Linked DNA regions of Homo sapiens: region 1 is linked to region 2. Evidence: read pairs that join two places in POLR2A ChIA-PET (ENCODE). Cell type or tissue: IMR-90. All regions are shown on one strand. Each heading gives the region's core, and the rest is flanking DNA. Links, peaks and the distances in the headings are about the cores only. Region 1 holds the start of ZNF45-AS1 (ZNF45 antisense RNA 1). Region 2 holds the start of ZNF227 (zinc finger protein 227).

The links. ChIA-PET counts read pairs that join two places held together with the same protein. Peaks named below come from ENCODE experiments on the same cell type or tissue, not always from the same donor. Only the 100,000 strongest peaks of a DNase experiment are listed, where the experiment ranks them.
Region 1: POLR2A ChIA-PET joins it to region 2 with 5 read pairs; 2 of 35 experiments call an interaction of 5 or more read pairs at or near these places.

Annotation. Positions count from the first base shown.
Region 1 is chr19:43,891,109-43,906,569 of GRCh38, reverse strand. It overlaps ZNF45-AS1 (ZNF45 antisense RNA 1), which reads right to left and starts at 4,704. Exons shown (of 3, transcript NR_184050.1): 1 at 4,426-4,704. It overlaps LOC100505715 (a long non-coding RNA gene), which reads left to right and starts at 4,767. Exons shown (of 3, transcript NR_038334.1): 1 at 4,767-5,533; 2 at 5,616-5,702; 3 at 13,430-14,766. RefSeq lists an enhancer at 4,764-4,833. In IMR-90, for the core only: no CTCF peak of the experiment used is centred there; a DNase peak (open chromatin) is centred at 4,739; H3K4me3 peaks cover 1,287 bases; H3K27ac peaks cover 338 bases.
Region 2 is chr19:44,212,035-44,227,495 of GRCh38, reverse strand. ZNF227 (zinc finger protein 227) reads right to left here and starts at 14,964. Exons shown (of 6, transcript NM_182490.3): 1 at 14,911-14,964; 2 at 14,252-14,406; 3 at 9,644-9,705. The coding sequence starts at 9,703. LOC124904726 (a long non-coding RNA gene) reads left to right here. Exons shown (of 3, transcript XR_007067266.1): 3 at 1-364. In IMR-90, for the core only: no CTCF peak of the experiment used is centred there; no DNase peak of the experiment used is centred there.

The DNA of each region.
Region 1 (15,461 bases), core at 3,340-5,839, 320 kb after region 2:
GTACTTCTTCATTTCCATATGGATGTCTCTTATTTCATTTATTTGCCTAGTTGCCCTGGCTAGAACCTCCAGCATGTATCAAATAGAAGTGGTGAGAGTTGGCTGGGCGTGGTGGCTCATGCCTGTAATTCCAGCACTTTGAGAGACTGAGGCAGGGAGATCACTTGAGGTCAGGAGTTCAAGACCAGCCTGGGCAACATGGTGAAACCCCATCTCTACTAAAAATACAAAAATTAGACGGGCGTGGTGGTAGGTGCCTTTAATTCCAGCTACTAGGAGGCTGAGGCAGGGGAATCCCTTGAACACGGAAGGCGGAGGTTGCCGTGAGCTGAGATCGCGCCACTGTACTCCAGCCTGGGCAACAGGGCAAGACTCCTGTCTCAAAAAAAAAAAAAAAAAAAAAAAGTGGTGAGAGTGCACATCTTTGTCTTGTCCCTGATCTTAGAAAGTACTCTGTCTTTCACCATTAAGTATGATATTGGCTGTGGGTGTTTTATAGGTGGTATGTTGAAGAAGTTCCCTTCCATTTCTAATTTGTTGAATGTGTTTTTTATCATGAACAGGTGTGCACATTTCATGGATTTCTCTCTTTTTTTTGTTTCCTTCTGCCTACTTTGGGTTTCAGATGTTCTTTTTTTCTTGTTTCTTAAGGTAAAAGCTTAGGTCACTATATTAGTCTGTTCTCACACTGCTATAAAGAAATCCCTAAGACTGAGTAATTTATAAAGAAAAGAGGTTTAGTTGCTCACAGTGCTGCAGGCTGTACAGGAAACACAGTGGCTTCTGCTTCTGGGGAGGTCTCAAGGAGCTTTTACTTATGGCACAAATCACATGGCTGGAGCAGGAGGAAGAGAGCAAGGGAGGAGGTGCCATGTACTTTCGAACAACCAGATCTCCTGAGAATTCACTCACTATACAGTACCAAAGGCGGATAGTGCTAAACCATTCATGAGAACTCCACACCCACGATCTATTCACCTCCCACCAGGCCCTACCGTCAACACTGGGGATTACAATTTGACATGAGATTTAGTGGGGACACAGATCCAAACCATATCAGTCACTGATGGACGAATACAGTGTTTATCTTAAGAAACAAGAGAAAAAGAAGAGCATCTGAAACCCAAACCATATCAGTCACTGAGACACTCTTCTCTTTTAATATAGGCATTTAATGCTATAAATTTTCCTTGAAGTCTTATTTTATCTACATCCTATATGTTTTGATATGTTGTTTTTATTTTTTATTTTATTTTATTTGACCTATAGACTCTGAAATGCTGGCCGGGTGTGGTGACTCACACCTGTAATCCCAGCACTCTGGGAGGCCCAGAAGGGCAGGTCACTAGGGAGTTGGAGACTAGCCTAGCTAACATGGCGAAACCCTGTCTCTACTAAAAATACAAAAATTAGCCTGGTGTACAGCTTACACCTGTAGTCCCAGCTACTTGGGAAGCTGAGGCAGGAAAATCGCTTGAACTCAGGAGGTGGAGGTTGCAGTGAGCTAAGACTGTGCCACTACACTCCAGCCTGGGTGACAGAGCAAGACTGTCTCAAAAAAAAAAAAAAAAAGTTATTTAGTTCCTGCTATCTTTTTGTTATTGATTCCTAATTTAATTCCATTGTGGAATAGAGAATGTATTTTATATAACTTGAATCCTTATAAAGCTTTTGAGATTTGTTGCATGGTCCAGGTTATGGCCTATCTTGACATATGTACTTGGAAAAATTGGGCAATTTGCTGCTGTTTGGCAGAATGTTAATGTCAATTAAATTTAATTGGTTGATAATATTGTTCAAGTTTTCTCTGTCCTTATTGATTTTTCATCTATCAATTGTCAGCAGAGTATTACTATGTTTAACTATAATTGTTATGTCAATTTCTGTAGAGTTTTACACATTTTTGTGTTTTTGGTCTTTTATCCAGTCTGTTGTTCATTCTGGGTCATTTCTACTGTTCTGTCTTCCAGTTTCCTGATTCTTTCCTCTGTTCTTTCCTTTCTGCTGCTGAGTACATCCAATGAGTTTTTAATTGGTTACTAAATTTCTCAGGAGTCAAAATTCCTTGGTGTTCCATTATATCTTTGATTTCTTTGCTGAGACATTCTATATTTTAATTTATTTCAAGCATGTTCATAATTATTGTCTGAAGCATTTTTAAGGTGGATGCTTTAAAATTCTTGTCAAATAGTTCAAATATTTCTATCATCCTAGTGTAGGCATCTATTGAGTCTTTTTCATTCAGTTTGAGATCTTCCCAGTTCTTGGTGTGGTAAGTGATTTTCTGTTAGAACTGAACATTTTTGGTTTTCTGATCTGAGGCTCTGGATCATACCTAACAAAGTACCACCGACTGGGCAGCTTAAACAACACCAATTAATTTCCTTACAGTTCTGAAGGGTAGAAGTCTGATATCAAGGTGTCAGCAGTATTGTTTCTTGTGAGGTCTCTCTCTTTGGCTTGTAGATGGCCATGTTCTTCTGGTAAACGTGCTACCTTCACACACCCTTTGTGTATCTGTGTCCTGATCTCCTCTTCTTATAAGGATACCAGTCATACTGGATTAGGGCCCACACCAAAGACCTCATTTAACCTTAATTACCTCTTTAAAGACCTTATCTCCAAATACAGTCCACATGTTGAGGTACTGAGAGTTAGGACTTCAACATATGAACTCAGGGAGTGGAGTACACAATTCAGTTTATATCACCTGTTCTCCTCTGACATCACTGTGGTAGGGGAAGTGGATCCTGCCTCATTATTATTAGGTGGTGACAGAAATCCAGATTTCCCACTCAGCCTCCATTGATACCCACAGGGGGGCTCCTCATTACTAGTGGCAGGGGTGGGAGTTCCGGTTTCCCACTAGACCTCCACTGATACCTTTCTAATTTGGAGGGAAAGGAGTGCCTTATTACTGCACTCCATGTGGCTTCTACTGTTAGCACTGGGTTGAGGGGTGGGGAGGAAAGTCCTAACTCTCCAGGCAAGAGTGGAAGCATGGGTCTTTGCTGGCATGCTGGGGATAGTGCTGAAGGTTTTTCCTGTGGTGTTTTGACTAGAGCATGGCAGTAATTGTCTAAAAGTTTTCCTTCTTGCTAGGCTGCCCTCTTCCTTGTCTTTTGGCTAAAGACAGCAGGCTTTTGCTGGGACTTTTTTGTCTGTGCCCATTGGTGTATTGGGACTGCTAGCTTCTTTGGCTTTAAGTCTGGCACAAAGGAGGCACAAAGAAAATCAAGGGAACTCAGCACCAGTCTACCTTTTCTCTACCACTCAGTGTTCTTTTTCTCTTTTTTTATAACTAATGCCCAGGGTTTTTATTGTACTTAGCTGGACAAATAGAAAAAAGTACATCTATTCCATCTTCCTGGAGGTCCCTTCTCAATTTTCTTTTTCTTTTTTTGTAGGGGGAGACAGAATCTCACACTTTCTCCCAGGCTGGAGTGCAGTGGCACGATCTCGGCTCACTGCAACCTCCACCTCCTGGATTCAAGCGATTCTCCTGCCTCGGCCTCCCAAGTAGCTGGGACTACAGGCACGGGCCCCCACACCTGGCTAATTTTTGTATTTTTACTAGAGACGGGGTTTTGCCATGTTGGCCAGGCTGGTCTCGACCTCCTGACCTCAAGTGATCCACCCACCTCAGCCCCCCAAAGTGCTGGGATTACAGGCATGAGCCACCACGCCCAGCCTTTTCACAATGTTTAAAATACCAATTTTCCTGAAAAGTACCCATATATTGAGTGCAATTCCAATAAAAATGGCAATGCCACAAACATCCCCATTCATGTATTTTGGTGAATATGTATACACTTACATTTGGGTTAAAGGTAAGAATGGAACTGCTAGGTTATAGCAAATGCATATATTCAAATTCAATAGATCTTGCCAAATAGTTTTCCCAAGTGATTATATCAATTTATACACTCGCCAGTAGACTACGATATTAAGTTTCTTTGACCTTAAAATTCATTTTCTTATTTTGAAAGAAAACATTTCTGTGGGCTCTCGGTACTTTGCCCATTCAGCCTAATGGATAAGTAGGCCATAGTAGTATTTACCTTGGACAAATCAGCCAGACTCGTATTTTAAGTGAGAGAATGGCAATTGGGCATGAGAAATTTCAGAGTGGGAGTAGGAGTGAAGGGAGAGGGCTTAAAAAATTTACATAATCTCAAAATCTGAAACAAACCATTTCATGTCCAAAGTAACACACTTAGAAACAAACCATAATCCGGAATACAACCCCATCCATGTTCTCACACAATGAATTTCACAATGTCACAGAGTGAAAACACAAAACGCACAGGCATTCTTTCTCTAAAACCAATGCACACTTAACGCCTTCTGTGCTCCTGGAGCTACTATAGGTGCTGGCGCTACCTGGGAGCGCGAAAAACAAAAGCCCCTGTCCTCAGCTCGCACCTAGAATACCAACCGTGGACCATACGCTGGAGCTCGCCAACTTCTCCTCTCACACGCAGGTTTGAGGCTTTGAGGTCTGCATGCCCGTGCTCTGCCTTCTCCAGCCGAGACTCAAGATTCCACTCGCCTCCTCTAAACACGCAGGACGACCTGAAATCATAGCCCTTAATAGAGCAAGTCAACCAACGGTACAGATGGTCAAGCTCTTGCTCATGTGCCCTCCGAGCATAGGCTACAGAATGGCGGGCGCCGTGGACATGGTTATTCCGGGTGGACTACATTTCCCAGAAGTCACCGCGCTAGGGTCACCCTCGAGCTCTAGATCTTTTTCCGGTGTCCGAGCTGCTGTAGCCCCTACGTGGTGAGTAGATCGTCTCCACAGAAATCAGCGGAGGCTTCCACAGTCCCTGGTTGGAATGGAACCGGCGGTGAGGATGAGAGGCGCTGAAGACCAGAAGACCCAGGGCGTGAACGGGGCGTGTCATCCCTGGAGTTTCAGTAGAATTTCAGGCCTGTCTGCTTGAGCAGCAGAGGAGGAGTTTCTGTGTGCCTGTGAGAGACTGTGTGTGTGTGTGTGTGTGTGTGTGTGTGTGAGATGAATGAACAGGGTTGTGTACGTGTGTGTGCGTTAGACAAATGAACAGTGTTGTGTACCTGTGTGAATTGTCACTGTGACTCCAGGCTCTAGGCTCTGCAGATTCCTCAGCCCTATCGCCTCACAGACACTTGGGATGTGCAGCAGGTAAAAGAGAGAAGCCAGATTCATGGAGGCGTGAAGGATCCCAGCAAGAAAACACAGACTTGATCTTGAGACGAGATTTTTGAAATTGGTTGCGGCCTCAAGGCAGGCTCTGAGAAGACTCGATAAAGAGTTCTCAGGAATAGGCATCCCTCCTGGATATTTCCCCCTTGGAAGCGCCGAGGAGCCAGCTCTATGTTTGTAACCATAGCATTTCTAAAGCTCCAGCCCCAGGAACCTGCTGTGAATTAGAGACAGATTCCACCCTAGGCATCACTGATCTTGGCCTCTCTTGTATTGGGAAGGTCAACACTGTTCCAGTTTCTCTCCTACTCCCATCTGGTTGTGCTCGGTGAAGTAGGTGAGCAGGTATGATCATTGAGGGTATTTTCTAAGTTACTGTGCTATCCAAGAAACCCCAGCTGTCTCATGATTGCCTTCTCTTTTCCAGTGCTACCCTTCTGTTAAAAAAAAAAAAAAAAAAAAGATCCTGAAAGAGGAAAGAATTTTTGCTACACATCTGAAAGCTAAAGTCCAGGTGAGTTTATATTTCCTCATTACTTGTAAGATGCTCTTTAATTTTAAAGACATGAGACCCTTTCTTCTCTTTGGAAATGTCCTGCCTAACAGTGACGTATCTGTGAATATGCCATTACAGCCTCCTTTCAAGGCCCTTAAGCCCTTCTCTTCATAATTTATTTAACCTTTTGCCTACTGCGAGCTATTATGTTTCTAATTGTTGACTAAAAACTAGTCTATAATGAACACCATTTTGCAGAGATCTTTGCTTCCTTTTATAGCCATTCCCTGAGGATAAACCCTAGTTTCAAAATTTGAGTCAAATATCAGATATTTACCATGTGCTTGTACTTGTTAGGATACAATGACAAAAAGATATAGTTGCTATCCTCAAATGACTTGGTATCCAGTAAGGAAAATGAAATCGGAATAGGGATAAGAAAGATAGTTGATGTGAAAGGCCACTAGAGAAATTCAGATGACCTGTCTTGGGAGTTCACAGGGAAGAGGCATCTTTCTGGCTATAGCAGCATTGTCAGGATATGATCGAACTGTGAGAACTCAGTGAAAGAAAATGGATCTTATACCTTAGAGTTTTTATTCTAATGATGTTAAATGCAAAGTGACATTAAATGGAACACGATGTCTTAACAGCTGCTTGTAGGACACTGTGATTAGGAGGATAGATTCAGAAGTAAAATAAACCCATCTATCAGGAATGTATAATAGGAAGCAGCTTTGAGACTACCAGTAATGCATACGAAATATCAGAGTCTCCGATTTACATTGACATACATTTCTACAGGCAAACGAATCATAGGGTGGGTTCAGGTAATGGGAACTGATGAAAATAAAGTAAAAGCTTTCAATAAAACACAGCAGCAGTTTTTAGAGCAGCGCTGGTTCTCAAATGTAGGATGCATCAGAATCACCTGCAGGGCTTGTTCAAACAGTTTGCTGGGCCCCAGCCCCAGAGTTTCTAATTCGGTAGGTCTGAGGTAGAGCAGAGAATCTGCATTGGTAACAAGTTCCCAGGGACTATATTTAGAGGACCTTTGTTCTAGAGTATACTAAGTTTTCTCCTCCAGATCAAAAGATATTTAAAAGGTAAGGCAGGGAGGATTTTTTCCCACTTGTTCAGAGAAAAGATTGCTCTGTTAAAAATTCAAAAATCTATCTAACTGTGTCTCAAGACAAAAAGATATAGTTGCTATCCTCAAATGACTTGGTATCCCAGTAAGGAAGAATAAATCAAAATAGGAATAAGTAAGATAGTTGCCTTTTTAAAAAAAGTTTTAATTTTATGAAATATACTTTTAGGAATAGGCAGAAACCCAGGACTATAAAACAAATATTAAGTAAGTTAATATATGGGTTTATGTTTTCCATACTTTTTTCAATTTATTGATGTCTGTCCGTTTTTCTCTATATATTGATAAATACATATATTTTATAAATGTAATCATATTTACATTTGCATAATTGTATACATTTGTAACTCAATTCTTTTTTTTTTTTTTTTTTTTTTTAGACGGAGTCTCGCTCCGTCACCAGGCTGGTGTGCAGTGGCGCGATCTCGGCTCACTGCAACCTCCGCTTCCCAGGTTCGAGCAATTCTCCTGCCTCAGCCTCCCGAGTAGCTGGGATTACAGGCCCATGCCACCACGCCCAGCTAATTTTTCTATTTTTAGTAGAGACGAGGTTTCACCATGTTGGTCAGGCTGGTCTCGATCTCATGACCTCATGGATCCACCCGCCTCAGCCTCCCAAAGTGCTGGGATTACAGGCATGAGCCACTGTGCCCGGCCCGTAACCCAATTCTTAAACAGCTTTATTAACATATAATTCACATGCCACAAAATTCAGTCATTTAAAGTATACAGTTTAATGTATTTAATATATTCACAGAGTTGTGCAACCATCACCACTGTCAACATGAGAAAATTTCCATAACCTCAAAAAGAAATTCCATACCCACTAGCACTCACTCTGCATTTTCCCCAGCCATAGACAACCATTTATCTACTTTCTGTCTCTGAATTCACCTCTTCTGGACATTTCATATGAATAGAGTTATATAATAAGTGAAGTTTTGTGACTGGCTTCTTTCACTTAGCCTAGCGTTTTCAAAATCCATCTGGGTTGTAGCATATATCAGTACTTTGTTTCTTTTTATTGCTGAATAATATTCCATTGTATGAATATGCCACATTTTTGTTGTTTATTCATCAGTTAATGGACATTTAAGTTGTTTCTACTTTTAGCTATTATGAATAATGCTGCTGTGAACATTTGTGTACAAGTTTTTGTATAGACATATGTTTCTATTTCTCTTAGATATATACTTAGAAGTGGAATGGCTGGGTCATATGGTAACTCTTTTGAGGAACTGCCAGATTATTATCGAAAGTATCCCTTTACATTCCCCCCAGCGTAAGAGGGTTCCAGTTTCTCCACATTCTTAGCAACACCTGTTATTACCTTTCTTTTTATTATTGTCATCCTCATGAGTGTGAAGTGGGTATTGTGGTTTTGATTTGAATTTCTCTGATGACTCATGGTGTTGAGCATTTTTTCCTTTGTTTATTGGCCGTTTGTACATCTTTGGAGAAATGTCTATTCAAATTCTTTGCCCCCTTTTTAATTGCTTTTTTAAAAGTTGTAACCTAATTTTCTTCACTGACAATGTAACTTGAATGTTTTTATTCCCTTAAACAGCTTCCTAAACTTAGCATTAAATGGTTGCTTAATATTTCATTATATGGATGCCCTGTTACATATTTAATTAATCAGCTGTTGCTGAGCTCAGAATGGTGAGAATGCCTGCTTCTACATGCTGTTCTCCTTTCATAGAGTGATCAGCTCACTTCTTTCTATTCCTCTGGGCCACATGGGAACTTCAGTCTTTATAATTTCAGAGATAGTAACATCTGAGAACGTGGCAGCATCCTCTACTGTGTGGAGCACTGATCACTGCACTATTTCAGACGGACTTGTAAATGATTGTGATACTGAAAAGCTACAGGAGCAGACTCTTTATGATCAACTCTTTAAATTCAAAATATGATTTCTAGAGCTTTTTTATCCCTTAATGTGACCCTCTAGAGAGGCCCTGGAGTGTTTGAATTTATGAAGGATTTCTTTGAGATTCATTGATCATTCCATTCTGTTTTCCTTGAAGCATCATTTTCTTGGTCCCTCGGGTGGCTTTCATTTGGCCTTTCTTGTATGGAACCTCTCTGCCACAGGATTGTACTGGAATTTTTCAAAAGCCTCAGCATGCCAAAGTCCCATTTCTTTTTTCATATGCAGATATTTCCTGCATGTTGGAAACAATTGATTTTTTAACCAAAATGGCTTATTTCTAAGGTAGGTGCAATTCCTGAACTGGAGCAGGGAGTCCAGTCCTCATAGGTGGAGAGTGTAGTGACAAGAGGATTTATCCAAGTGACTTAGGGAAAACCAGTAAAAGGAAAACTGTTGTATATCAGTATTCAAAACTCAGAGCCTTGATATTCTAATTTGAGACAACTCAAAGACTTTAGGACTTGGGAGAAAACAAGGCCTCCTCACCGTACTCCAAATATCACTGTATTCATAACTTATTTTATTACATTCTCTAATATTAGATTGATTAGCTCTATTATCATTTTTTACTATAAAAGTAATACATTCTCATATAGTAGTTCAGAAAATACAGAAAAACCCAAAGTGAGGAAACAACAACTGTAAACATTTTACTCCAGATCTTTTTGGTTGGGTACGGTGGCTCATGCCTGTAATCTCAGCACTTTGGGAGGCCGAGGCAGAAGGATCACTTGAGCCCAGGAGTGTGCGACCAGCCTGGGCAACATAATGAGAGCTCATCTTTACTAAAAATAAATTAGCCGGGTCTGGTAGTATGCACCTGTAGTCCCAGCTACAGGTCCATGCCACCACCTGAGACGGGAGCATAGCTTGAACCCAGGAGGTCGAGGCTGCAGTGATCCGTGTTTGCACCACCACATTCCAGGCTGAGTGACAGAGTGAGTCCCTGTCTCACACACACACACACAATATATATATGTATATCTCCATCCCTCAAGGCATATGCATATATTCATATGTGTTATTTTACCCACCATAACAGAATAACAGTTTGTAATGTAATATTTTTACTCATTATCATCAAATAAAGTTCTGTCATCACTTTTTATTGAAGCATGTATCATATACAATAAGGTGCCCACATCTTAGCTATATATATAATCCAATGAATTTTTGTATTTGAAAGGATCAGTGTACTCACCAGCCAGATGAAGACACAGAAGATTTCTGTGCCCTGCTTTAGAGGATTTTTCTGTGTCCTGTCCTAGTTAGAATCCACTGTTCTCCCATAAGGAGTAAGTGCTATTCTGACTCCTGTCACTCAAGATAAGATTTGCGTGTTCTTGAACTTCATATAAATGGAATCTCTTGTATCTCTCTTTTTTCATCCAAACTGGTACTTCTGGAATTCACCCATGTTGTTTTGGAAATCAACAGGGCTTTTTTTCAATTGTTATATAATCTTCCTTTATATGACCACACCACAATTTTTTATTCATTCTCATGATGATAGGTTTGTAGGTTCCCCAAGTTTCCCTCGCTCTCTATGTTTCACAGAGCGCCTTGATCTCTCTGTGACCTGTTCAGCTGCATGTTTTCCCTGCAGGTTTGAACCCAAGCCAAGGCCTTGAACATTCCCAGGCACTAGTGAAGTTGTGTAGGTTATGGCCTGAAACACTGGAAGATCAGAATGTGTTGCACAACACACAGAAGCTAGCTGTGATCCTGAGCCAAATTTCTTAAGCCCTCTTATAAATTTCATAACCCAGCCCATTTATTGTGGACATACCTAAGTAGATGGGCCTTCATTAAAATTAAGAACATCTATTTATAATAAGACATGATTAAGAAAGTGAATAAGAAGACACAGGCAACTCTTTCCTCTCTCTCTCTCTCTGTCTCTCCCTCTCCCTCTCCCTCTCCCTCTCCCTTCCCTCTCCCTCTCCCTCTCCCTCCCTCCCTTCCCTTCCTCCCTCCCTCCCTCTCCTCCTCCACCCTCCTTTTTATGTCTGTATACACACACAAAAGACTTGTGTTCAAAATACATTTATAAATTCCTAGAAATCAATAGGAAAATGACAAATCAAATTAAAAAATGGGGAAAAGAGTTGAATGACCCAATAGTATATCAAAATAGATAATATCATATGAAAAGGTGTTCCCATCATTATCAGGAAAATGTAAATAAAAATCACAATGAGATACCACTACACATGCACCAGAATAGCTAAAGTTAAAATGTCTGACAACACGAAGTATTGGCAAGTTTGAGGAGCAACTGGACCTTATATACATTGCAGTCTGATAAACTAGGTAAACCACATCCTCCCTTAGGTATATACCCAAGAAAAACAAGAATATATGTCCACACAAAGACTTGTAAAGGGTGTTCATAGAAGTTTTATTCATAGTAGTCAAATACCAGAAACAACCTTATTTTGTCCTGCTGAACACTCAGCTGGAGTCACCCCAAAAGCAGTGGCAGGGGAGTTCCCTAAAGGGACTGCCCCAAACCATCCCAGGATGGGGCTGTTGGGATTCCAAAGAAAGAAACAGCAATACCAGGGTGACCAATTCAAAGTGTTTATTAGCAGAACTTATGTACATAGGGGAGCTGCAGTGTATCCTCACATTGGACACCAAGATAAGAGATGCTAAAGTTAGTGGGTGAAAGTTTGAGGAGAAAGAGGATTTGCATAGTGTTAAAGTATTACCCTCCCAAGATGTTTATTAACTACAAATGGGAAGGTAGTAATGTACAGAAGGAAAACACAGGAGAAAACACTTTAACCAAGTGATGAAGGTTAATGTCACCAGTAATAAAACATTGATATCATGCACCCTTGGACATGATGATGCAATGTGAAAGACACAGCATCATTACTGTGCCACTGCCAAGAATACATGCCTCATTTCAGTTATAAAAACACATCATACAAACCCAGCGGGGGGAAATTTGACAGAATAAATTATTGGTACTCTTCCAAATTGAAAGGACATGAAGATAGGTATGACAGGCAGATGTTAGGTGGCCCCATGATTCCCACCTCCTGGAGTCCACAGCCTTGTTTAGTCCCCTCCCCTGGAGTATGAGCAGAGGTGGTGACTTGCTTCTAATCAGTGGAAAATGGCAAAGGTCAGGAAATGTCACTCCTCTCATTAGGTTAATTTATATGGCAAAAGTCATGGGTCAAATGGTATTTCTGGTTCTAGCTCCTTGAGGAATCTCCCATTACTGGGTATATACCCAAAGGATTCTAAATCATTCTACTATAAAGACACATGTACACGTATGTTTATTGCAGCACTATTTACAATTGCAGACTTGGAACCAACCCAAATGCCCATCAGTGATAGACTGGATAAAGAAAATATGGCACATATACACCATGGAATACTATGCAACCATAAAAAAGAATGAAATCATGTCCTCTGCAAGGACATGGATGAAGCTGGAAGCCATCATTCTCAGCAAACTAATGCAGAAACTGAAAACCAAGCACCACATGTTCTCACTCATAAGTGGGGGTTGAACAATGAGAACACATGGCACAGGGAAAGGAACAACACACACTGGAGCCTGTCGGGGAGTTGGGGGGCAAGGGGAGGGAGAGCACTGGACAAATTACCTAATGCATGTGGGGCTTAAAACCTAAATGTCAGATTGATAGGTACAGCAAACCACCATGACACATATATACCTATGTAAAAAACCTACACATCTGCACCTGTATCCCAGAACTTAAAGTAAAATAAAAATGAATTAATTAATTTTGAAGAAAAAGAAACCAATAATCCAATTTAAAAATGGGCAAGGACTTGAATAGACTTTTTTCCAAAGATGACACGCAAATGGTTAAGTGGTACCTGAAAAGCACATCAGACAAATGCAAATGAAACCACAATGAGATGTTACCACAATACCTGTTAGGATGACTATTATAAAAAGAAAGTAGGTAAGTGGGCTGGGCGCGGTGGCTCACCCCTGTAATCCCAGCACTTTGGGAGGCCGAGGCGGGCGGATCACGAGGTCAGGAGATTGAGACCACGGTGAAACCCCGTCTCTACTAAAAATACAAAAATAATTAGCCGGGCACGGTGGCAGGCGCCTGTAGTCCCAGCTACTCGGGAGGCTGAGGCAGGAGAATGGCGTGAACCCGGGAGGCGGAGCTTGCAGTGAGCTGAGATCGCGCCACTGCACTCCAGCCTGGGTGACAGAGCAAGACTCCGTCTCAAAAAAAAAAAAGAAAAGAAAAGAAAATAGATAAGTGTTGGTGAGGATGTAGAGGAAAGGGAACACTTGTACACTGTTGATGGCAATATCAATTGGTATAGCCATTATGTAAAACAGTATGAAGGTTCCTTAAAATAATAAAAATAAACCTATCATATGAAAAAAAAAAGTGACGAGATGTCTCTACTGTGATTATGTTATACCATATAAGACTCATAGCAGATTGGACTTCTTTTGTGGGCTTGATGAAGTAAGTGGCAATGTTGGAGAAGCCCATCTTGCAAAGGAACTGCAGGTGGCCTGCAGAACCTGAGGGCAACCTCCAGCCAACAGTCAGCAAAAAGGTGAGGCCCTCAGTCGTATGGCCACAGGGAAATGAATTCTCCCTACAATCTGAATGAACCTGGAAATGAATTCTCCCCCAGTTGAACTCCAGAGGAGAACACAGCCCAGGTAACCCCTCGTTTGCAGCCTGTGAGACCAGCCTGAGGACAGCACCCAGCTAAACTCCAGGTCCATGGAAACTGTGAGATTTTATATATTTATGTTGTTTTAAGCTAAATTCGTGGTAATTGGTTATGGTAGCAACTGAAAATTAATGCAGTAAGAAAGTCTAAGGAGATCGGAAGAGACTAAAGAGAAATAACAGCTAAATGCAACGTAGATTAATGTGTGGGATCCTGGAAAAGAAAAAGGACATTAATGGGAAAACATATTTGAATAAGATGTGCAAATTTTTCGTATTGTACCAATGTTAATTTCCTGGTTTTGATAATTATCCTTTGGTTATGTAAGATAAACGCTAGAATGAAGGGTATATGAGAACCCTCTGTACTACTCTTGCAACTTTTCTCTAAGTCTAAAATAAGTGGAAATTAAAAGTTAAAACAAAAAAAAAGGAAAATTTTATCTATCCCAAGACCACAAAGTTATTTTTCTGTTTCTTCCTCCAGAATCTTTATTGTTTGTTTTCACACTTAGACCTATGATCCATCTTGAATTTATATCTGTGTATGTAGTGGGATGAAGTTCAAAATCATTTTTTTCATACAGATATCCAAGTGCACTGGCACCGTTTGTTAAAAACACTGGCCTTCTCTTAAGCTGCAGTCAGACTTTTACTGTAAAGCATGGGCCCATATATGTGCAGGAGTCTTTCTACTTTTCCGTTGGTCCTCTTTGTCAATCTTTGTGCCAGCACCTCCATTTTAATTCCTGTAGCTTTATATTATATCTTGATAATCTGGTAATATAAGTTGAAGAACAACTTTGTTCTTCAAAATCACTTTGTCTATTCCAGGTTCTTTGCATTGCTCTATAATTTTAGAATGAGTTAATTAATTTTCTCAAAACAAACAAAACGCCCTGCTGACATTTTGTTGGCAGTACATTGAATCAGTAGATAAATTTAGAGAGAATTATCTCAAAATTGAGTCTTACAGTTCATGAACATGGAATACATTTCCATTTATTGAATTCATCTTTAATTTCTTTCCTTAAGGTTTTGTTGTTTCCTGTCTAAAGGTCTTGCACATCTGTTAAATTTATTCCTGTTTTACATTTTTTATGTTTTTACAAACTGTTAAGGTTTTAAAAATTTTATTTTTCAGTAGCTTTGCTTTAATATAATTGTTTTATACTTTTACCCTTTATTCAGCAATAAATTATTTAATTTAAAGCTTGTGGAATTAAAAAATATTTTTATGTACATAATCATGTAATCTACACTATCTGCAAATAAAGATCATTTTACTTCCTTCCATTTACACCTTTTATTTTTTCCTTATAATATTGGATAGGTCTTCTACTACAAAATTGAAAAGACATGTAAGAGTAGACAACCTTACCTTGTTCCTGAAATCAGAAAGACAGTGGTCCATATTATGTATAATGATCCCTTTATGTACAATGGTAGTTGTAGTTTTTATTCTTTAGGTCCCCTTTATCAGATGAAAGAAGTTCCCCTCTAGTCCTGGTTTGCTGAGAATTTTTATCATGATTAATGTTGTATATTGTTAAATGGATTATTTCTAATGAAATAATTGAATGGTTTTCTCCTTTATTAGTTAACATTGAAAGATTACATTGATTTTTTAAAAATTAAACTTATACTTGTTTGAGGTTATGGTAAAAAATTAAATTAAATGGCCTTTGAATTTCTAAAATAAAGCTCTCTTGGTCAATATGTTACTGGTTTCTCTTTGCTAATATTTGGTTTAATATGCTTGCGTCTGTGTTCATGAAACAGATATATTGTAATTTTCCTTTTATGTAATATCCTCATCTGGTTTTGATATCACAGTTATTCTGGCCTTATGACATAGTTTGTTTTTTTCTATTTTCTAGAACAAGTTGAGTTTGATTGGCATTTTTAATTTCTTAAATGTTTGGGAGAATTTGCTACTGAATCCTCTTGGCCTGACATTATTTTTGTGAGAAGATCCTTAATACAGATTT
Region 2 (15,461 bases), core at 7,011-9,510:
CGGGCAAATCACTTGAGGCCAGGAGTTTGAGACCAGCCTGGCTAAGATGCTGAAACCCCGTCTCTACTAAAAATACAAAAAAATTAGCCAGGCGTGGTGATGTGCGTCTGTAATCCCAGCTACTCAGGAGGCTGAGGCAGGAGAATCACTTGAACCTGGGAAGCGGAGGTTGCAGTGAGCCAAGATGGCGCCACTGCACTCCAGCCTGGGTGACAGGGGTGAGACACTGTCTTAAAATAAATAAATTTTTAGAATTAAAATAAATAGATCATAAAGTGTTTGAAAGGATCAGATGAATGAATATATGTCAAGCACTTAGAAGTGCCTAGCACACCATACATGCTCAATAAACTCGAACAACGCATATCTTTATCATCTCTTTTGTCCTATTTTGTGACTACATACAACAGGATTCCTTGGAACTGAAGATTTATCTCTAACCAATCCAAATAATGTACAATTAATTACAGATTTTTACTTATAACCAATACTACAAAGATCCTTTTACAGAGCTCATGGCCAAGAAGTAGCAACTGCAAAGTCATAGAATATTTACTTTAAAAGTTTTGAGGGGTGGAGCCAAGATGGCTGAATAGGAACAGCTCCGGTCTACAGCTCCCAGCATGAGCAATGCAGAAGACGGGTGATTTCTGCATTTCCATCTGAGGTACTGGGTTCATCTCACTAGGGAGTGCCAGACAGTGGGCGCAGGGCAGTGGGTGCAGCACACTGGGTGTGAGCCAAAGCAGGGTGAGGCATTGCCTCACTTGGGAAGCACAAGGGGTCAAGGAGTTCCCTTTCCTAGTCAAAGAAAGGGGTGACAGACGGCACCTGGAAAATCAGGTCACTCCCACCCTAATACTGCGCTTTTCCAATGGACTTAAAAAACGGCACACCAGGAGATTATATCCTGCACATGGCTCGGAGGGTCCTACGCCCACAGAGTCTCGCTGATTGCTAGCACAGCAGTCTGAGATCAAACTGCAAGGAGGCAGCGAGGCTGGGGGAGGGCGCCTGCCATTGCCCAGGCTTGATTAGGTAAACAAAGCAGCCTGGAAGCTCGAACTGGGTGGAGCCCACCACAGCTCAAGGAGGCCTGCCTGCCTCTGTAGGCTCCACCTCTAGGGGCAGGGCACAAACAAAAAGACAGCAATAACCTCTGCAGACTTAAATGTCCCTGTCTGACAGCTTTGAACAGAGTAGTGGTTCTCCCAGCATGCAGCTGGAGATCTGAGATCCGGCAGACTGCCTCCTGAAGTGGGTCCTTGACCTCCAAGCAGCCTAACTGGGAGACACCCCCCCAGTAGGGGCAGACTGACACCTCACACAGCTGAGTACTCCTCTGAGACAAAACTTCCAGAGGAACAATCAGGCAGCAGCATTTGCAGATCACCAATATCTGCTGTTCTACAGCCACCGCTGTTCTGCAGCCACCGCTGCTGATACCCAGGCAAAAAGGGTCTGGAGTGGACCTCTAGCAAACTCCAACAGACCTGCAGCTGAGGGTCCTGTCTGTTAGAAGGAACACTAACAAACAGAAAGGACATCCACACCAAAAACCCATCTGTACATCACCAGCATCAAAGACCAAAACTAGATAAAACCATAAAGATGGGGAAAAAACAGAGCAGAAAAACTGGAAACTCTAAAAAGCAGAGCGCCTCTCCTCCTCCAAAGGAATGCAGCTCCTCACCAGCAATGGAACAAAGCTGGATGGAGAATGACTTTGACGAGTTGAGAGAAGGCTTCAGACGATCAAACTACTCCGAGCTTCAGGAGGAAATTCAAACAAATGGCAAAGAAGTTAAAAACTTTGAAAAAAATTTAGACAAATGTATAACTAGAATAACCAATACAGAGAAGTGCTTAAAGGAGCTGATGGAGCTGAAAGCCAAGGCTCGAGAACTACATGAAGAATGCAGAAGCCTCAGGAGCCGATGCGATCAACTGGAAGAAAGGGTATCAGTGATGGAAGATGAAATGAATGAAATGAAGCGAGAACGGAAGTTCAGAGAAAAAAGAATAAAAAGAAACGAACAAAGCCTCCAAGAAATATGGGACTATGTGAAAAGACCAGATCTACGTCTGATTGGTGTACCTGAAAGTGACGGGGAGAATGGAACCAAGTTGGAAACACTCTGCAGGATATTATCCAAGAGAACTTCCCCAATCTAGCAAGGCAGGCCAACATTCAGATTCAGGAAATACAGAGAACGCCACAAAGATACTCCTCGAGAAGAGCAACTCCAAGACACATAATTGTCAGATTCACCAAAGTTGAAATGAAGGAAAAAATGTTAAGGGCAGCCAGAGAGAAAGGTCAGGTTACCCACAAAGGGAAGCCCATCAGACTAACAGCGGATCTCTCGGCAGAAACTCTACAAGCCAGAAGAGAGTGGGGGCCAATATTCAACATTCTTAAAGAAAAGAATTTTCAACCCAGAATTTCATATCCAGCCAAACTAAGCTTCATAAGTGAAGGAGAAATAAAATACTTTACAGACAAGCAAATGCTGAGAGATTTTGTCACCACCAGGCCTGCCCTAAAAGACCTCCTGAAGGAAGCACTAAACATGGAAAGGAACAACCAGTACCAGCCACTGCAAAATCATGCCAAAATGTAAAGACCATCAAGGCTAGGAAGAAACTGCATCAACTAACGAGCAAAATAACCAGCTAACATCAAAATGACAGGACAAAATTCACACATAACAATATTAACTTTAAATGTAAATGGGCTAAATGCACCAATTAAAAGACATAGACTGGCAAATTGGATAAAGAGTCAAGACCCATCAGTGTGCTGTATTCAGGAAACCCATCTCACGTGCAGAGACACACATAGGCTCAAAATAAAAGGATGGAGGAAGATCTACCAAGCAAATGGAAAACAAAAAAAAGGCAGGGGTTGCAATCCTTGTCTCTGATAAAACAGACTTTAAACCAACAAAGATCAAAAGAGACAAAGAAGGCCATTACATAATGGTAAAGGGATCAATTCAACAAGAGCTAACTATCCTAAATATATATGCACCTAATACAGGAGCACCCAGATTGATAAAGCAAGTCCTGAGTGACCTACAAAGAGACTTAGACACCCACACAATAATAATGGGGGACTTTAACACCCCACTGTCAGCATCAGACAGATCAACGAGACAGAAAGTTAACAAGGATACCCAGGAATTGAACTCAGCTCTGCACCAAGTGGACCTAATAGACATCTACAGAACTCTCCACCCCAAATCAACAGAATATACATTTTTTTCAGCACCACACCACAACTATTCCAAAATTGACCACATAGTTGGAAGTAAAGCTCTCCTCAGCAAATGTAAAAGAACAGAAATTATAACAAACTGTCTGTCTCTCAGACCACAGTGTAATCAAACTAGAACTCAGGATTAAGAAACTCACTCAAAACTGCTCAACTACATGGAAACTGAACAACCTGCTCCTGAATGACTACTGGGTATATAACAAAATGAAGGCAGAAATAAAGATGTGTCTTTGTTCTCATTGGTTTCAAAGAACAACATACCAGAATCTCTGGGACGCATTCAAAGCAGTGTGTAGAGGGAAATTTATAGCACTAAATGCCCACAAGAGAAAGCAGGAAAGATCCAAAACTGACACCCTAACATCACAATTAAAAGAACTAGAAAAGCAAGAGCTAACACATTCAAAAGCTAGCAGAAGGCAAGAAATAACTAAAATCAGAGCAGAACTGAAGGAAATAGAGACACAAAAAACCCTTCAAAAAATTAATGAATCCAGGAGCTGGTTTTTTGAAAAGATCAACAAAATTGATAGACCGCTAGCAAGACTAATAAAGAAAAAAAGAGAGAAGAATCAAATAGACCCAATAAAAAATGATAAATGGGATATCACCACTGATCCCACAGAAATACAAACTACCATCAGAGAATACTACAAACACCTCTACGCAAATAAATTAGAAAATCTAGAAGAAATGGATAAATTCCTCAACACATACACCCTCCCAAGACTAAACCAGGAAGAAGTTGAATCTCTGAATAGACCAATAACAGGCTCTGAAATTGTGGCAATAATCAATAGCTTACCAACCAAAAAGAGTCCAGGACCAGATGGATTCACAGCAGAATTCTACCAGAGGTACAAGGAGGAGCTGGTACCATTCCTTCTGAAACTATTCCAATCAATAGAAAAAGAGGGAATCCTCCCTAACTCATTTTATGAGGCTAGCATCATCCTGATACCAAAGCCAGGCAGAGACACAACCAAAAAAGAGAATTTTAGACCAATATCCTTGATGAACATTGATGTAAAAATCCTCAATAAAATACTGGCAAACCAAATCCAGCAGCACATCAAAAAGCTTATCCACCATGATCAAGTGGGCTTCATCCCTGGGATGCAAGGCTGGTTCAACATACGCAAATCAATAAATGTAATACAGCATATAAAGAAACCCAAAGACAAAAACCACATGATTATCTCAATAGATGCAGAAAAGGCCTTTGACAAAATTCAACAACCCTTCATGCTAAAAACTCTCAATAAATTAGGTATTGATGGGACATATCTCAAAATAATAAGAGCTATCTATGACAAACCCACAGCCAATATCATACTGAATGGGCAAAAACTGGAAGCATTCCCTTTGAAAACTGGCACAAGACAGGGGTGCCCTCTCTCACCACTCCTATTCAACATAGTGTTGGAAGTTCTGGCCAGGGCAATCAGGCAGGAGAAGGAAATAAAGGGTATTCAATTAGGAAAAGAGGAAGTCAAATTGTCCCTGTTTGCAGATGACATGATTGTATATCTAGAAAACCCCATTGTCTCAGCCCAAAATCTCCTTAAGCTGATAAGCAACTTCAGCAAAGTCTCAGGATACAAAGTCAATGTACAAAAATCACAAGCATTCTTATACACCAATAACAGACAAACAGAGAGCCAAATCATGAGTGAACTCCCATTCACAATTGCTTCAAAGAGAATAAAATACCTAGGAATCCAACTTACAAGGGATGTGAAGGACCTCTTCAAGGAGAACTACAAACCACTGCTCGATGAAATAAAAGAGGATACAAACAAATGGAAGAACATTCCATGCTCATGGGTAGGAAGAATCAATATCGTGAAAATGTCCATACTGCCCAAGGTAATTTATAGATTCAATGCCATCCCCATCAAGCTACCAATGACTTTCTTCACAGAATAGGAAAAAACTACTGTAAAGTTCATATGGAACCAAAAAAGAGCCCACATCGCCAAGTCAATCCTAGGCCAAAAGAACAAAGCTGGAGGCATCATGCTACCTGACTTCAAACTATACTACAAGGCTACAGTAACCAAAACAGCATGGTACTGGTACCAAAACAGAGATATAGATCAATGGAACAGAACAGAGCCCTCAGAAATAACGCCACAGATCTACAACTATCTGATCTTTGACAAACCTGAGAAAAACAAGCAATGGGGAAAGGATTCCCTATTTAATAAATGATGCTGGGAAAACTGGTTAGCCATATGTAGAAAGCTGAAACTGGATCCCTTCCTTACACTTTATACAAAAATTAATTCAAGATGGATTAAAGACTTAAACATTAGACCTAAAACCATAAAAACCCTAGAAGAAAACCTAGGCATTACCATTCAGGACATAGGCATGGGCAAGGACTTCATGTCTAAAACACTAAAAGCAATGGCAACAAAAGCCAAAATTGACAAATGGGATCTAATTAAACTAAAGAGCTTCTGCACAGCAAAAGAAACTACCATCAGAGTGGACAGGCAACCTACAAAATGGGAGAAAATTTTTGCAACCTACTCATCTGACAAAGGGCTAATATCCAGAATCTACAATGAACTCAAACAAATTTACAAGAAAAAAGCAAACAACCCCATCAAAAAGTGGGCGAAGGACATGAACAGACACTTCTCAAAAGAAAACATTTATGCAGCCAAAAACCACATGAAAAAATGCTCACCATCACTGGCCATCAGGGAAATGCAAATCAAAACCACAATGAGATACCATCTCACACCAGTTAGAATGGCAACCATTAAAAAGTCAGGAAACAACAGGTGCTGGAGAGGATGTGGAGAAACAGGAACACTTTTACACTGCTGGTGCGACTGTAAACTAGTTCAACCATTGTGGAAGTCAGTGTGGCGATTCCTCAGGGATCTAGAACTAGAAATACCATTTGACCCAGCCATCCCATTACTGGGTATATACCCAAAGGACTATAAATCATGCTGCTATGAAGACACATGCACATGTATGTTCATGTCCCTACAAAGGACATGAACTCATCATTTTTTATGGCTACTGGGTGTATACCCAACGGATTATAAATCATGCTGCTATAAAGACACATGCACACGTATGTTTATTGCAGCACTATTCACAATAGCAAAGACTTGGAACCAACCCAAATGTCCAACAATGATAGACTGGATTAAGAAAATGTGGCACATATACACCATGGAATACTATGCAGCCATAAAAAAGGATGAGTTCATGTCCTTTGTAGGGACATGGATGAAATTGGAAATCATCATTCTCAGTACTATCGCAAGGACGAAAAACCAAACACCACATGTTCTCACTCATAGGTGGGAACTGAACAATGAGAACACATGGACACAGGAAGGGGAACATCACACTCTGGGGACTGTTGTGGGGTTGGGGGAGGCGGGAGGGATAGCATTAGCAGATATACCTAATGCTAAATGACGAGTTAATGGGTGCAGCACACCAGCATGGCACATGTATACATATGTAACTAACCTGCACATTGTGCACATGTACCCTAAAACTTAGTTTAATAATAATAAAATTTTAAAAAAAAGAAATGCTGATATCCAGTGAGTAGGACTAGAATTCACCACTGTCATCTCCAGTCTGCAGTTTCAAAGGAAGCCACATGGGGCTGGGTGAGAGGGGAGGGCCACAGCTGGATCAATCATTGTATAGATGTGGATACTGTGATCGGTATCTTTATCTGGGCATTTTTTTTCTATTAACATTTTTTTAAAGTTAAAAAAAAAAAGGAAACAACAGGTGCTGGAGAGGATGTGGAGAAATAGCAACACTTTTACACTGTTGGTGGGACTGTAAACTAGTTCAACCATTGTGGAAGTCAGTGTGGCAATTCCTCAGGGATCTAGAACTAGAAATACCATTTGACCCAGCCATCCCATTACTGGGTATATACCCAAAGGATTATAAATCATGCTGCTATAAAGACACATGCACACATATGTTAATTCTGGCACTATTCACAATAGCAAAGACTTGGAACCAACCCAAATGTCCAACAACGATAGATGGATTAAGAAAATGTGGCACATATACACCATGGAATACTATGCAGCCATAAAAAAGGATGAGTTCATGTCCTTTGTAGGGACATGGATGAAACTGGAAACCATCATTCTCAGCAAACTATCGCAAGGACAAAAAACCAAACGCTGCATGTTCTCACTCATAGGTGGGAATTGAACAATGAGAACACATGGACACAGGAAGGGGAACATCACACTCCAGGGACTGTTGTGGGGTGGGGGGAGTGGGGAGGGATAGCATTAGGAGATATACCTAATGCTAAATGACGAGTTAATGGGTGCAGCACACCAACATGGCACATGTATACATATGTAACAAACCTGCACATTGTGCACATGTACCCTAAAACTTAAAGTATAATAATAATAAATAAATAAATAAATAAATAAATAAAAGAAAATCAACATCCAAAAAAAAAAGTTTTGAAAGCGTAATGGCAGATTTTCCTCTCCAAAGATTTTCCCAGTTCACTCTTCATGCAACAGTACAAGCATTCCTGAATCTCTAGACCCCGGCTAAATAGGACTCAGTTCCTTTTTCTAAAAAAGTCATTGACAATATAAGTAAAACCAATATATAAATAGAAAGCTATTTTATTAACATTTTCACACATTTAAATTATTAGTGAAGTTTTTTTCATAAATTTCTTTTCTTTATGACACTCCTATTCATTTCTTTTGCTCATATTCCAGTTGGAATTTTCTCTATATTACTAATCTTAACAGGAATTTAAGCTATTAGACCTTTACCTAATGTTTAAGTATATGCCACCGGTTTGCTGCTGTCTCTTACCATCATACCTGATAGCTTTTGCTGTAGGGAAATTTAAAACACTTACATAAAAACTGTGCTTGAGCATCTACGTTCATGGAATGACTAAGAGACAAAACTAGAGAAGAGACAGTAATTGAGATGGAAACTGGATGAGGGGCATTGTTGGGGTCTATCCTCCAAAAGGTAATATCAGGGCCAGGTGCACTGGTTCACGCCTATAATCCCAGCACTTTGGGAGGCCGAAGTGGGTGGATCATCTGAGGTCAGGAGTTGAAGACCAGCCTGGCCAACGTGGTGAAACCCCGTCTCTAATAAAAATACAAAATTAGCCAGGCGTGCTGGTACATGCCTGTAATCCCAGCTACTTGGGAGGCTGAGGCAGGAGAATCGCTTGAACCTGGGAGGCAGAGGTTGCAGTGAGCTAAGAACATGCCATTGCACTCCGGCCTGGGTGACAAGAATTAAACTCTGTCTCAAAAGAATAAAAAGGTAACATCAGGTACTTCTATCATATGTGCTCATCTCTGTGAATGGAAAACTCTTTTGTTCTGTCTGCCTTTACATGAAAATAGAATGCCAGATATTCCTAATAGTTGGAAGCTTCAGTGTCCAATGAGTCAGCTACCTGGGAAATTTGGGGCAGTTATAAAATGTTCCCATAACCTGTTTCTTCATATTTAAAATGCAAATAAATCATCTCCATCCTCACATCTGAAAAATGCAATGACAGATGGAAAGGGCTAGCAAGACATCTAAGTACTACTAGACCTTACGTACATGTAGTTACTTTGATGAAATAAATTCATACAAGAAATAAATGAGTGATAAAAACATAAACGGGAAAAATATATAGCTCTTCTTCTCTGAAAGCATCTAATAAAATTACACCATGTCATTCTTTAGATGTTCTGTTTACAAAACACCTGAGGGAACTGACATGAAACTGAGACATAAACCTCTTCAATGCAGAGTTCCTAAAACTTTAAGGACAAATAATATTGAATTCCACCAGAATTTCTTTTGAAGGAATTGTTTTTATATGTAGGGAAAAAAGTCACTGGATTTACTTTAAAGTAGTAAAATTCTTAAAATTTCTGAATTTCTGAAAGGCTAAATAAGAAATAGTTTTTGTTGTCTTTTAAGGGCACTGCAATTCAATGGCATATGATGTACTCACTTACAATGCAGGTGATGCAATTAAGTGGAGAATGCACAATTGAAAATTTCATCTACTCAAGTATTGCAAAATGTGTATGAAAAAGGAACATGGGAAAATGAAAAAAGCTAGTTCATAAGCAGGGTAGTAGCATAGATTATTTCTGATTAAAGCTTCTATTATTTTTTCAAACACTGTTTTGTAAAATAGTAAAGGTGATAAACTAAAACAAAAAAACACATACATGTCAGCATACCACATGTCCTGAATATCTGTTTCCCACTAACCTTTCCAAGAAAGAGAAAAAATAAATCTGTTATCTTTGAGAAATAAATCACATTTTAAAAGACAGCAAGGAATCCTTTACGTACCTGAAACTTGGTCATTTTCTCCTGCTTCTTCTGGGGAAGGTCATAGTTCTGAGATGGCATAACTGGGGGAGACCAAAGACGCCATGAGACACAAGCCTGCTGTTAGCCCATGTGTACATATGAGGAAATTAGAGAAATAGCCCTACATTCAGACAGGTATAGCCACATACAGCTTGGTAAGCAGAACATGGACTGTATTCCAGCTACTAAATGGCATGATAGTTCAGTGCCATTGGGCAGTGAACAGTCTGCACAAGTGCAGCATCCTTGCTACAAGGATTTCTGATGGCAGAGACAGCAGGAAACGAGAGGCAATGTAACAACATATGAGGGCTCTCAAGTCAAGTATCTGGGTTTAATTCCTAGAAATGATACTTACCAGCTGTGTAACCTTGGGGATATTAAAAACCCTCTCTGTGCCTCACTTCTGTTATGTGTACAATGAGGATATGGTAAGAATCATAAATCGTACCTCCCTCATAGGGTTTTTCCAAGGATTAAATAAGTAGATGGAGAGTTCTAAGAACCAGGAGTCCCTTTCTCTTATAGTTACAAAAAAGCTTCTTCATGGCTTCTTGCTGTTTAGCCAGGCCTGGCACAGTGGCTCATGCTTGTAATCCCAGCACTTTAGGAGGCCAAGGAGGGAGGATCACATAAGGTCAGAAGTTTGAGACCAGCCTGGCCAACACGGCAAAACCTCATCTCTACCAAAAATAAAAAAAATCAGCCAGGCGTGGTGGTGCGGGTCTGTAATCCCAGCTACTTGGGAGGCTGAGGCATGAGAATTGCTAGAACCTGGAAGGTGGAGGTTATAGTGAGCCAAGATCACGCCAATGAACTCCAACCTGGATGACACAGTGAGACTCTGTCTCAAAAAAAAAAAAAAAAAAAAAACAAGCAGATGATACTTTGCATCACACACTTGCCTTGCAAATATTGCTCTCCTATGAAAGTCACCTTTAATTTCTGAAAAGCCGAAATCTGACTTAAGGTTTCTTTTTAGTAATTTGTTGCCCAGCTAGTAATATTTTACTGACACTGTTATCAGTTTTCTAAAACGTATCATTCTGGGTCAATTTACTTCATGAAGCCTGGAAACGATCATTGGTACATCTCTTTTATTTTATGTGCACAGAGAAAAACACACAGCAAAGAGAAAGATAAAGCACAAACGAAAAATCAAGAAACATGAAAGATAAATTGAGAGGCTTCCGTATTTGTCTAACAGGAATGGGAGAAGAGAAGGCAGGATGGAGGGAATGACTGAGAGGTTTTAATTTCAAGATGCAATTGCTGAGAATTTCACACAATTGGTAAAAGATACAAGTTCGCATATAGAAATTCTAAACAGTATAAATAAAAATAAACATACCCTAAACAAATCACAATAAAACTCAGAAATGCAAAAGACTAAACGAACATAAAGAACTGGAAACAACAACCTTAAAGCTCCTAGAAAGAAAATATAGTTGACCTAAAAGAAATAACAATTAGATTGACAGAAATAGGGTAACAGAATGGAGATTTAAAACAAATGAATATTACCTCCAAAATAAAGAAACTGTCAACCTGAATTCTATGTTCAACTAGATGATTATTTACATGAGAAAGAAACAATATTTTAGCTGAAAAAAAAAATGAAGAGAATTTATAACCATGTGAACCCTAAAAGATGGACTGCAAAAAGCAATGGTAAGAAAACATTTGTGACTATATTGGTAATATAATAATCTTTGTTTAAAAAAAGCCAAAGAACTATAATGACAAATTTTGAGGGTGGTTATAATAAAAAGTAGACCTATAAAAACATAGCTTTTTTTTTTTTTTTTTTAAAGGTACATCTTTTTTTTTTTTTTTTTTTTTAGAGAGAGAGTTTCGCTCTTGTCACCCAGGCTGGAGTGCAATGGCACAATCTCAGCTCACTGCAACCTCTGCCTCCCAGGTTCAAGCGATTCTCCCACCTCAGCCTCCTGAGTAGCTGGGATTACAGGTACGCACCACCACGTCTGGCTAATTTTTGTGTTTTTAGTACAGACGGGGTTTCATCATGCTGGCCAGGCTGGTCTCAAACTCCTGACTTCAGGTGATCCACCCGCCTAGGCCTCCCCAAGTGCTGGGATTACAGGCATGAGCCACCGCACCTGGCCCCATCTTCTTTCAGATTTTTTTTAGTCTCAATATTCTTCAGAATAAGAACACATGCTGATTAAGTTTAGTATTTGCTAAGAAAGAGAATATTTTTAAAGTTAGAAGAATGACACAAAACCATATAAACTCCAGACCAGTTGAGCACAAATAAAAGGGAATAAACTGAACAAAAAAAGACAAGAAAGGAGAACAAAATATACACACAGATAGTAAAAGCAAATTATCCCAGACTGCACTAAAAAAAAAAAAATTATACATATATATTCTAAAAGACACTACGAAAACATAATGACAAAAAAGTTTGAAAGAAAAAGAACAAAAAAAAGATATACTGTACTGAGCAAATGGCAAATTACAGCTTCAGTTTCAGAGGTCATGGTAGAAAATAAAAAAAAAACTGACCTCAGCTACTCGGGAGGCTGAGGCAGGAGAATCGCTTGAACCCGGGAGGCAGAGGCTGCAGTGAACCGAGATGGCGCCACTGCACTCCGGTCTGGGCGACAGGCGAGACTCCGTTTCAAAAAAAAAAAAAAAACTGACCTGATGTCTGGCGTATGCTTTAAGACAACCATCTGCAGCCTTTTTGGCACCAGGGACCAGTTTCACGGAAGATAATTTTTCCACGGATGGGGGCGGGGGAGATGGTTTGGGGATGATAGGTTCCACCTCAAATCATGAGGCATTAGTTACATTCTCATAAGGAGCGCACAACCTAGATCCTTCACATGTGCAGTCCCTCCTATGAGAATCTAATGCCCCTGCTGATCTGGCAGGAGGCAGAGCTCAGGCGGTACCCCTCCAATCACCTCCTTCTGTGCTGTCAGGTTCCTAACAGGCCACAGACTAGTACCAGGTCCGCTGCCCAGAAGTTGGGACTCCTGCTTTAAGACACTCTAATTTAAAAAAAAAAAAAAAAGTGGGGTGGAAGGAGGAGGAGATGGTCTGCAGCAAATGTTGAACCTGAGTGTTGGTTACGTGGAATTCACTGCACCACTCTTTTGACAGTTGAATATGCTTGAAATTTTTCGGCTGGGCGCAGTGGCTCACGCCGGTAATCCCAGCACTTTGGGAGGCCGAGGTGGGCGGATTACCTGAGGTCAAGAGTTCAAGATTAGCCTGGGTAACACGGTGAAACCCCGTCTCTACTAAAAATACAAAAATTAGCTGGGAGTGATGGCGCACACCTGTAACCCAGTTACTCGGGAGCTTGATGCAGGAGAATCACTTGAACCTGGGAGGTGGAGGTTGCAGTGAGCTGAGATCACGCCACTGCACTCCAGCCTGGGCAACAAGAGTGAATCTCCATCTCACAAAAAAAAAGAAAAAAAAAGAAAAAAGAAAATTTTCATAATAAGAAAAAAACTACTACACAGAATACCAAACCTATTTTGAGAAACATCCATAGCATATACTAAAGGGAAACACATTAAAGTGTTAGCAGTTTTATTATAAGTAATTTAAGTTTTCTGAATATAACATCACTGTCCAATAGAAATATACTGAGACACATAAATAATTTTAAATTTTCTAGCAGTAACATATAAAAAAGGCAAAAAAACAAAAACAAAAATAGGTGAAGTTAATTTCAACAACATAATTTAAGCCAATGTATCCAAAATATTACCATTTTGACATATAATACAAAAAATTATCAATGAGCCATCTTACATTTTTTGTACAAAGTTTTTGAAATCCAGTGTGTATTTAACACTTACAGCACATCTCAATTTGGACTAGACACATTTCAAGTGCTCCTAGGGCACACATGGCTTATAGCTACTGGATTGGATAGTGCATCTCTATAATGAGCATTCATTACTTCTATAACTAGAATATGACATATTTTGACATGGAATGAAATTAAGTAAGTGAGATGTTGCAGGATTTTTCTAAAAAATTCAAAATTCATCAGTGCAGTTTTTGAGGTCTTCCACAGTAAAATCCATACCTACATTCCCAAGGCTGATTTCCAACGACTCACCGGTAGCCATATGGATTACTATTTAAGATAACTGAAGACGACTGTATCATTGAGATTAAGACCACAGACTCAGAAAAAGGAATAGAAAATAAACAACAACAAAAACCAAAGAAACAAAAACAAACAAAAAAGATCACACAGTCTGAAAAGGAATGCTTGGGTTCAATCCCAAATCCACCTCTTACTATCAGTTGAATAACTTCGGGAAAGTATTTAATAACATAAACTCTGCCTAATTTCCTCATAACAAAATAACAAGACCTACTTCATCAATAGCTATGGTCCACAGACGAATGCCTTAAAATCAAAGTGGTAAGATGTTATTGGTAATACTCATTTCCAAGTAGTTTTCCTACCCACTCTCACATTTATTCAACAAATATTTCATCATTTTTCAGTAGTAACTTACTGAGTGACGGAAACTTGATTAACTGAAAGGACAGAAAATGGAACAACAAAGTGCGTTCAAGAGCAGGTACCTGGGGCTATGCTGGGAGAAGCCAAGAAGTCCCTCCTTCCTCCTCTTTGCAAATTCGGAGGCGGTGAATAAAAGGATGCTGTCAGCACGATGGAGTCTCTATCCCGGATAAACGGCGGTAAACATCCCCACGCATTGGAGCCCGATGACTCAATCCTTCTTAAAAAAAAAAAAGATCTGTAAAAGTTCGGGAAGAGCTCGGTCTCCTGAAGGATACGACAGAAAGGCCATGGCATAAAGCCCTGACTTTTCTTCTCTCTTCACTGGAGCTTCCAGTAAAAAGGGCGCTTGTGAGGGAATCACTGTATCAATAGCAGGAGCCAACCCAGTATCAGGTGCCACCACTGTTCTAAGGTTTGACCCGTATTATCTTGTTTAATTCTAATTACAACCCTACACAGTAACGACTATCTTTATTGCTATTTTAAAGATGAGGAAACAGGAGCGCGGATCATAGGTAACTCGCTGTTTATTATACCCACAGAACTAGCGGCGCTGCTTGCCAAGTGCGGGAGGAGAGCAAACTTCCCGCCCTCGGCCTCTCGGCCTCCGCCGCGGCCGCGACCTCTCCATCCCAAGACTGATGGCTGGGGAGCGCCTATTCCCAAGCACAGGCTGAAAAGGTTCAAGAGGGGTCGTGGGGGTGCAGGGCTGACTCACCTCCCGGACCCAAAAGATGGTGGCGGCCTCGCTTTCCGGGGCGGAAGTGGCTCTGCCTGCCCAGAGCTCCTGAACTACCCTTCCCAGAAGGCCCGCGCTCCTGCGGCCCAATTGTTTCCGGACAGAGTTCTGGAATACGTTTCCCAGAACTTCCAGAAGGAAAAACCATCCAGGTGCCGCCCTCTTCGCGCTTGAAAAAAAAAAAAACAAAAAAAAAAACGGAGCGAGCGAGTGAGAGAGGGTTACGGAGAGTGTGACAAAATTCTCGGAGCTCCCGGACTACAACATCCAGAATCCTCTTCACGGCTTATTGCTGTTTAGCCAGGCTGAAGCAGTTCTCTGATGTCAGTGGAATTTAGGTTTTTCTTATTAACAAAAAGTAACAGCAAATATGTGAAGAATTGGAGCCCTAAAATAAAAAAAGACTCCCAGCACTTTGGGAGGCCGAGGCGGGCGGATCACGAGGTCAGGAGTTCCAGACCAGCTTGGCCAATATGATGAAGCCCCGTCTCTACTAAAAATATAAAAATTAGCCGGGCGTGGTGGCGCGC